2 separate regions of the Homo sapiens genome follow, and region 2 is linked to region 1. Evidence: chromatin contacts called from ENCODE Hi-C or POLR2A ChIA-PET data. All regions are on one chromosome and are shown on one strand. Each heading gives the region's core, a stretch centred on a gene start or an enhancer-like site at or near the end of the contact. The rest is flanking DNA. Distances are from core to core; before and after follow the strand shown. Region 1 overlaps TDRD7 (tudor domain containing 7). Region 2 overlaps TMOD1 (tropomodulin 1).

What was found. A loop is a pair of places that touch in the nucleus more often than their neighbours do. ChIA-PET counts read pairs that join two places held with the same protein, here RNA polymerase II (POLR2A). Pooled maps may share reads with other maps.
Region 2: a map of mesothelial cell of epicardium shows a loop between it and region 1 (4-fold over the local background). The contact joins two enhancer-like sites. A Hi-C loop is called at or near these places in 23 of 168 maps with a recorded cell type or tissue (GM11168, GM12878, GM13977 and 14 more) and 1 of 50 pooled maps. POLR2A ChIA-PET finds 5 or more read pairs at or near these places in 7 of 52 experiments (GM12878, K562, PC-9 and 4 more).

The regions. Positions count from the first base shown.
Region 1 is chr9:97,482,995-97,485,744 of GRCh38, reverse strand. It overlaps TDRD7 (tudor domain containing 7), which reads right to left. Exons shown (of 17, transcript NM_014290.3): 15 at 2,394-2,750. Among named protein-coding and RNA genes, the nearest start is that of TMOD1, 17 kb to the left of the region's middle. Within about 2 kb of position 1,389, at least 2 of the 41 ENCODE cell types and tissues checked have a DNase peak (open chromatin) inside an H3K27ac peak, as active enhancers do.
Region 2 is chr9:97,599,987-97,602,736 of GRCh38, reverse strand. It overlaps TMOD1 (tropomodulin 1), which reads right to left. Exons shown (of 10, transcript NM_003275.4): 10 at 994-2,750. TSTD2 (thiosulfate sulfurtransferase like domain containing 2) reads left to right here. Exons shown (of 10, transcript NM_139246.5): 10 at 1-2,657. The coding sequence ends at 268. Among named protein-coding and RNA genes, the nearest start is that of TSTD2, 32 kb to the left of the region's middle. Within about 2 kb of position 1,421, at least 4 of the 41 ENCODE cell types and tissues checked have a DNase peak (open chromatin) inside an H3K27ac peak, as active enhancers do.

The sequences.
Region 1 (2,750 bases), core at 140-2,639:
GAAATAATACATGGAAAGTGCCTGGGACATTACTTGGCTAATAATAGGCACTTGGCAAATGATAGTTATCATCATTATTATTAAAATGAAGACAAGCTACTATAAATAAGAACTTCAGATCAAACTGAAGAGAAATTTTCACAGGTGGAAACACTTTCGGTGTAGGTTGCTAATTTGTGTAAGCACAAAAGGAGGTAAAAACACTTGGTTTCCACCAACAGCGTCATCTTAAAATTGTACAGGGCAAATTGGTGGTGGTCTGTGTTTTTAGTCCATAAATAAGTGGTATAGGGCAGTGAAGAGAGAGTCCCAGAAAACTGATGTGTTGTATTTCTATTTAGTTTTCAACTTTCAAAACTAATAGCTTAAGGGAAGACTTCAGTTTTGACTAGATTACTAAAATTCAGTACTGGCATCACCTGGAATTTGTTAACAACAGATTCTGGAGCTCCACCTGCAAAGATTCTGATTCAGAATGCCTGGGGTAAGGAAGAAGAATCTGCATTTTTAATAGGTTTTCCAAGTTGTTCTTATGCTGCGATAGATTTGGAAACCGCTGTAATAAAAATATGTATCTAAAATTTCTAAGTCTTAACTTACCATAGTTGGGAACAAAGTTTAGTAAATAGTCCTGAGTCTTAAGGAAGACAGAAGTTCTAAACATTTTATACTGATTCAGTTCATGAAGTTTTAAAAAAATCAGATTATCTGTTTTTATATACAAAACATCCCTTGATTATCTGGGACAAATTAACTAAAGTCCAAGAGTCCTGGGGCAGAATGGTTCAAAGCCATGGAGGGCAGAGTGGGGAGTGCAAGGGCTCATATTGGAGCTCTCCAGTTGATGTGTTCTCCTTCCTACCCAACCCCTTTACTCCAAGGAGGATCTCCTCACCTTTAATCATCAATCTGCCCCCCAGAACATTAGTTTGGTTTTTAACTGTGATTGAATTATCTTACAAAGAGCTCTGATTGAGGCAAACCTACACAAGCTGAATTAAACCTATTTATGCTTGTGGTTATAAATAACACAACAGTAGAAATGGTTTTTTAGAGAAGAAAAGCTTATGACATACAAATTGTATGTTTTTCGAAATGAGAGCTTTTATACGCTTCACTGAGAGTTAAAAATTAGTTTTTTTCTCCCATGAAAATGACAAAACTTTATACATGCCTATGTTTGCTATCTTAAAGAATTAAAACATTTCATATAAAAAATAAGCAGTTTGACCTTTTAAACTGAGTTTTGGGGTGTGTGTGTGTGTGTGTGTGTGTTGGGGAGGGGTGACTGTTCTTTGTGTTCAGCATTGATAAATAAGCTTGTTCATTTCTCCTAAGCAAGCTGGCAAAGGAACAGGATGGGCATTGTGCCATTTCCCAGGGCTTCATGGCCTGAGTGGAAAGTGGACAGTGGGGTGTCTGGGCTTCACTTGGATGAAACCAGCACATCCTGCAGGGCTTTGGGGAGGAGGGTGTGGACCCAAATGTGAAAATATTAGAAAAAACACTGAAGCGCTAAAGAAATGTAAGAGAAAGTATGTTCTCACAGCCCCAAGGCCAAAGAGTAGTGAAATAAGCATTGTTGCTCCTTATGAAAGATGGCACAGATGCCAGGATGCAGCTGACAACATAAAGCAAGAGTCTTGCCATCTTCCAACAAGTGACTTTTCTTCTAGGAATCTATCCCGTAAATAAATAATCAGAAATGCAAAGATTTACATTCACTATTATTTATAATAGTGAAAAATACAGGAGAGAAAACCTTACATAACAAAATAGAATGGTAAGTAAATTATGATTTCATTGGGAAAAAGGAATTCTGTATATCATGATTAAAATAGCCATTATAAAGGTTCCTGAAGAAATTTTATCACATGGAAAAATGTTCATGACATAATGTTAGGTGAAAAAAGCAGGTACAAAATTATACATACTAATAATATACCAACTATATAAATATGCACATATAAAATTAGAGGAAATACATAAGTAGTTTAACAAGTGTTATGTGTGGGTGGTTGATTTTAATTTCTTATGCTTTTTTTATATTTTAAAATTTTTCCATAATATTTTTATTTTTAAAATAAAAAGTCATTAAATGAAAAAATCTGGTTATTTTCTGAATAAAAATATTTTTCTAATAGAAAAATAGAAAAAATATTTAAACATTCATTTTAGTTATATAATTGGGTTTTAACAGGAATATGGCCAATAGATTTTTTGATAAGTGACATCATTTTAAATACTAGAAAATCGGAAAAATTACTGTGTTTGTTTCACATTCAAAATTCCCATTAGTACAGTTCGAAGTCCCCCCGCCAAGATTAAGACTCTGGCATCATTTTACACATTTTTCTTAGGAGTAGAATAAAATGCTTTGTCCAAGGACCTACTTATTTTCCACTTTTGCAGCATACACTTGGTCTTTCTCCACTGCTATGTGGCGCTCTTCAGACACGCTGTAATATAGAATCATCTCTTCCATCAGAACTTCCAACTTATGTATCTCCTGCCAAGGCTGGATGACGAAGTAGCCTGGGTGACAGGCCACAGGCACATACACATCCATGTGTTCCCCTGGCTTTGATAAGTGGACAGGAGGTGGCAGTTCCTCTGTGGAGAAAGCGCTCGTATGGTCCACCATGGACTTTTTGATGACATCTGTGAGGTTCTTTCTGAAATTCTCTCCAGTGTTGCCCGACATGGGCATGTTGCCATTTTTGCTGTTGGGAGAGTCAGCTCCACTGGAT
Region 2 (2,750 bases), core at 172-2,671, 120 kb before region 1:
GTATAAACTCTGCTCTACTCCCCAGTGCCGCCAGCTCGTTTTGACCTGCCCTGCCTGTCAAGGACAAGGATTCACAGCCTGTTGTGTCACATGTCAAGACAAGGGGAGCAGGAAAGTTTCAGGCCCTATGCAAGACAGCTTTAAAGAGGAATGCGAGTGCACAGCCCGACGGCCACGCATACCTAGGGAACTCTTGCAGCATGTGCGACAGCCTGTGAGCCCAGAGCCAGGGCCTGATGCTGATGAGGATGGGCCAGTGCTTATGTGAGCAGCACCTTTGGCATTTTCCCAGGCCCTCGGTAAAAGTAGGTTTGGGGTGACTATACAGAGAAAGCATGGCAAGACTGCAGAAACAGAGAAATCGGGAACTTCAGTTCTGGCCGCTGCCACCGTGGCAGCCGTCTACACTTCACAGCGGGAGGGGAGGAGTCACGTTGTCTACCACTTACCTGAGACATTCTGATTTGGATGATGCTAGAGCACAGAAAATAGGTGAGCTGCATGGGATCCCAAAGCTGCTGAGGGATAGAGCCTGAGCCTGGTGGCCACAGCATATGCCCTTTCTGTTCCATGCAGCTGGGGCTGTTAGTAGTCATTGCCCTTGTCAGCAGACCTTCTACCCTGGTGGCAAACACATGAAAGCTGTGGCCCTGGGAGTGGCCTCCTAAAACAAGCCACTTAGGTCATCTGCCATCTACCCTTAACCTCTGTCTCTCGCCTGAGGGGAATCTGCAAGCTGTGCATTGGGCTTACCTCCTGCTTTTGTAGAAATAACCATCCTTTGGTATACATGGAGGATAGTTCCAGAACGCCTGAGTATACAAAAACCCAATGCATACTCAAGTCCCACAGTGGGCCCTACAGAACCCACGTATGTGATAAATCAGCCCTCCATGTACGCAGGTTTCGCCCCCTGCCAATACTGTATTTTCAACCTGTATGGTTGAAAAAAATCCATATATAAGTGCAGCCATGCAGTTCAAACCCATATTGTTCAAGGGTCAACTGTATAGTTTATTGAACAGCCACACCCATTCCTTTACACATGATCTATGGCAGAGTTGAATAGTTGCAACAGACACTATGTGGCCTGCAAAATCGGAAATTTTTACTGTCTGGCCTTTTACAGAAAAGTTTGCCAGCCCCTGATCTAGACCAGCAGCTCATCTGATAGAGGCAGAGGTGGCCTTAAAGATGTGGCCTTCTTCATTTTCTGTTGGTTTGGTTTCGTTTCTATGAGAGATTTCCTCTGATAGCTCTGCTTTCCCCAGCACTTACTCTCTGAGCTTTTAAATGTTCTCTCTGGGAGCTTCATATAAGCTCGGTGACATTTGAGCCACAGTTTTTAGATCAGCACCTGGAATACATGACACATTCTTACTGAGGTCATCCAGCACTGCCATGGTGGCTGCCCAGTCTTCTGGCCAGTGTGCCAGGCACATGTCCCTGTCACACAGGTTCCAAGAAACACATACGCAGCCATGCATAGACCAACAGATTTAATATTATATTGCAGTTTTCAGCGATGCAGAATGCAGCTGCAATTGTGTTTTAAGGAGAAGCCAAATGGGGATGGTTGTCCCTGCAACATGGTGCCACTCCTGGGCCATGTGCAGCCTCAGTGGACACTCTTCCATAGCGCTGAGGCCCTGGCCCCGCCTCCAGTTACCCTGTACTGCCCACTGCCTTACAGTTCAGTGCGCAGGCCTTCACCTTTTCATCACCAGCCTCTCTGCTCAGTGCTCTGGAGTTCTTGACCTTGTCCTTTATCATGAGATTTGCTGAAATCACTAATGAAAATAACTCCCAAAAGCAACAAACAAAAATATTAGTTTAACTGGCACTGTGGTATATTAAAAGGCACAAGGGCATTGTGGCTTAACACTTTTGCTGGATCCCAAGAGACGCACATGATGTTAAAAAGAGATCTGGCAGCAGTACTAATACTACATTTCAGTGTAATCATCTTGGGGTGGTTTGGCCAGGATTTCCCAATTCCTTGATATCTGGAGTTTCTTCACCATTGTCCGGCATCCTGCGGAGGCTTAATATACAGGCGTAAGGTCAGCAGCAATTTGTCTAATAAGTGATGAGATCAGTAGCTGAAGTCTCTAAGCTGGGCCATTACTAAATACCATAGCCATGTTGATCTGGAAATTTATCCCTCTAGTGTCTTACCTCACATAAGCCATTTGCCCACTGTGCAATATAGAAAGGTGTTTTCAAAAGTATTTGGCCGTAGATTTTCACATCCATCATAAGGTTGGCATTCAATAAGGAAAAAGTTCTAACTCCAGTATTAAATTGTACATAAATCCCAAATGTTCTTAAAGAACACTCAGGGACATGTTTGTTGCCTGGGATTGGTAATGAAAGGTTGGTTTTTGAAACTTGAAATTTCACCATTGGTTTTTTTCCTATCATTTCTGCATATCCAGCAAAAGGAATCTCATGTTGACTCCTGGCAGAGTTCAGTGGCTTCAGTCTGTCTATCTGTTCTGAGGGGAAAATTGTGTTCTGGATCCAGTAATCAATTTGGCAACTTTAATCGAGGTTTTCAAAATTCCAAGGAGGGTTAATAAAGAATGATAATCAGTTTTATTTGCTAATAGCTAAGACAAATTTGTAATAAAGTGTTTTATAATACTTCAAAAGCATGTGGAAGAGTGTGCCGTTTCTGTGTCACACATTTTAAATGCACTTGAAACACCACACAGCAAGGCCATTGAAACTGGGCTCCTGGGGCTAAG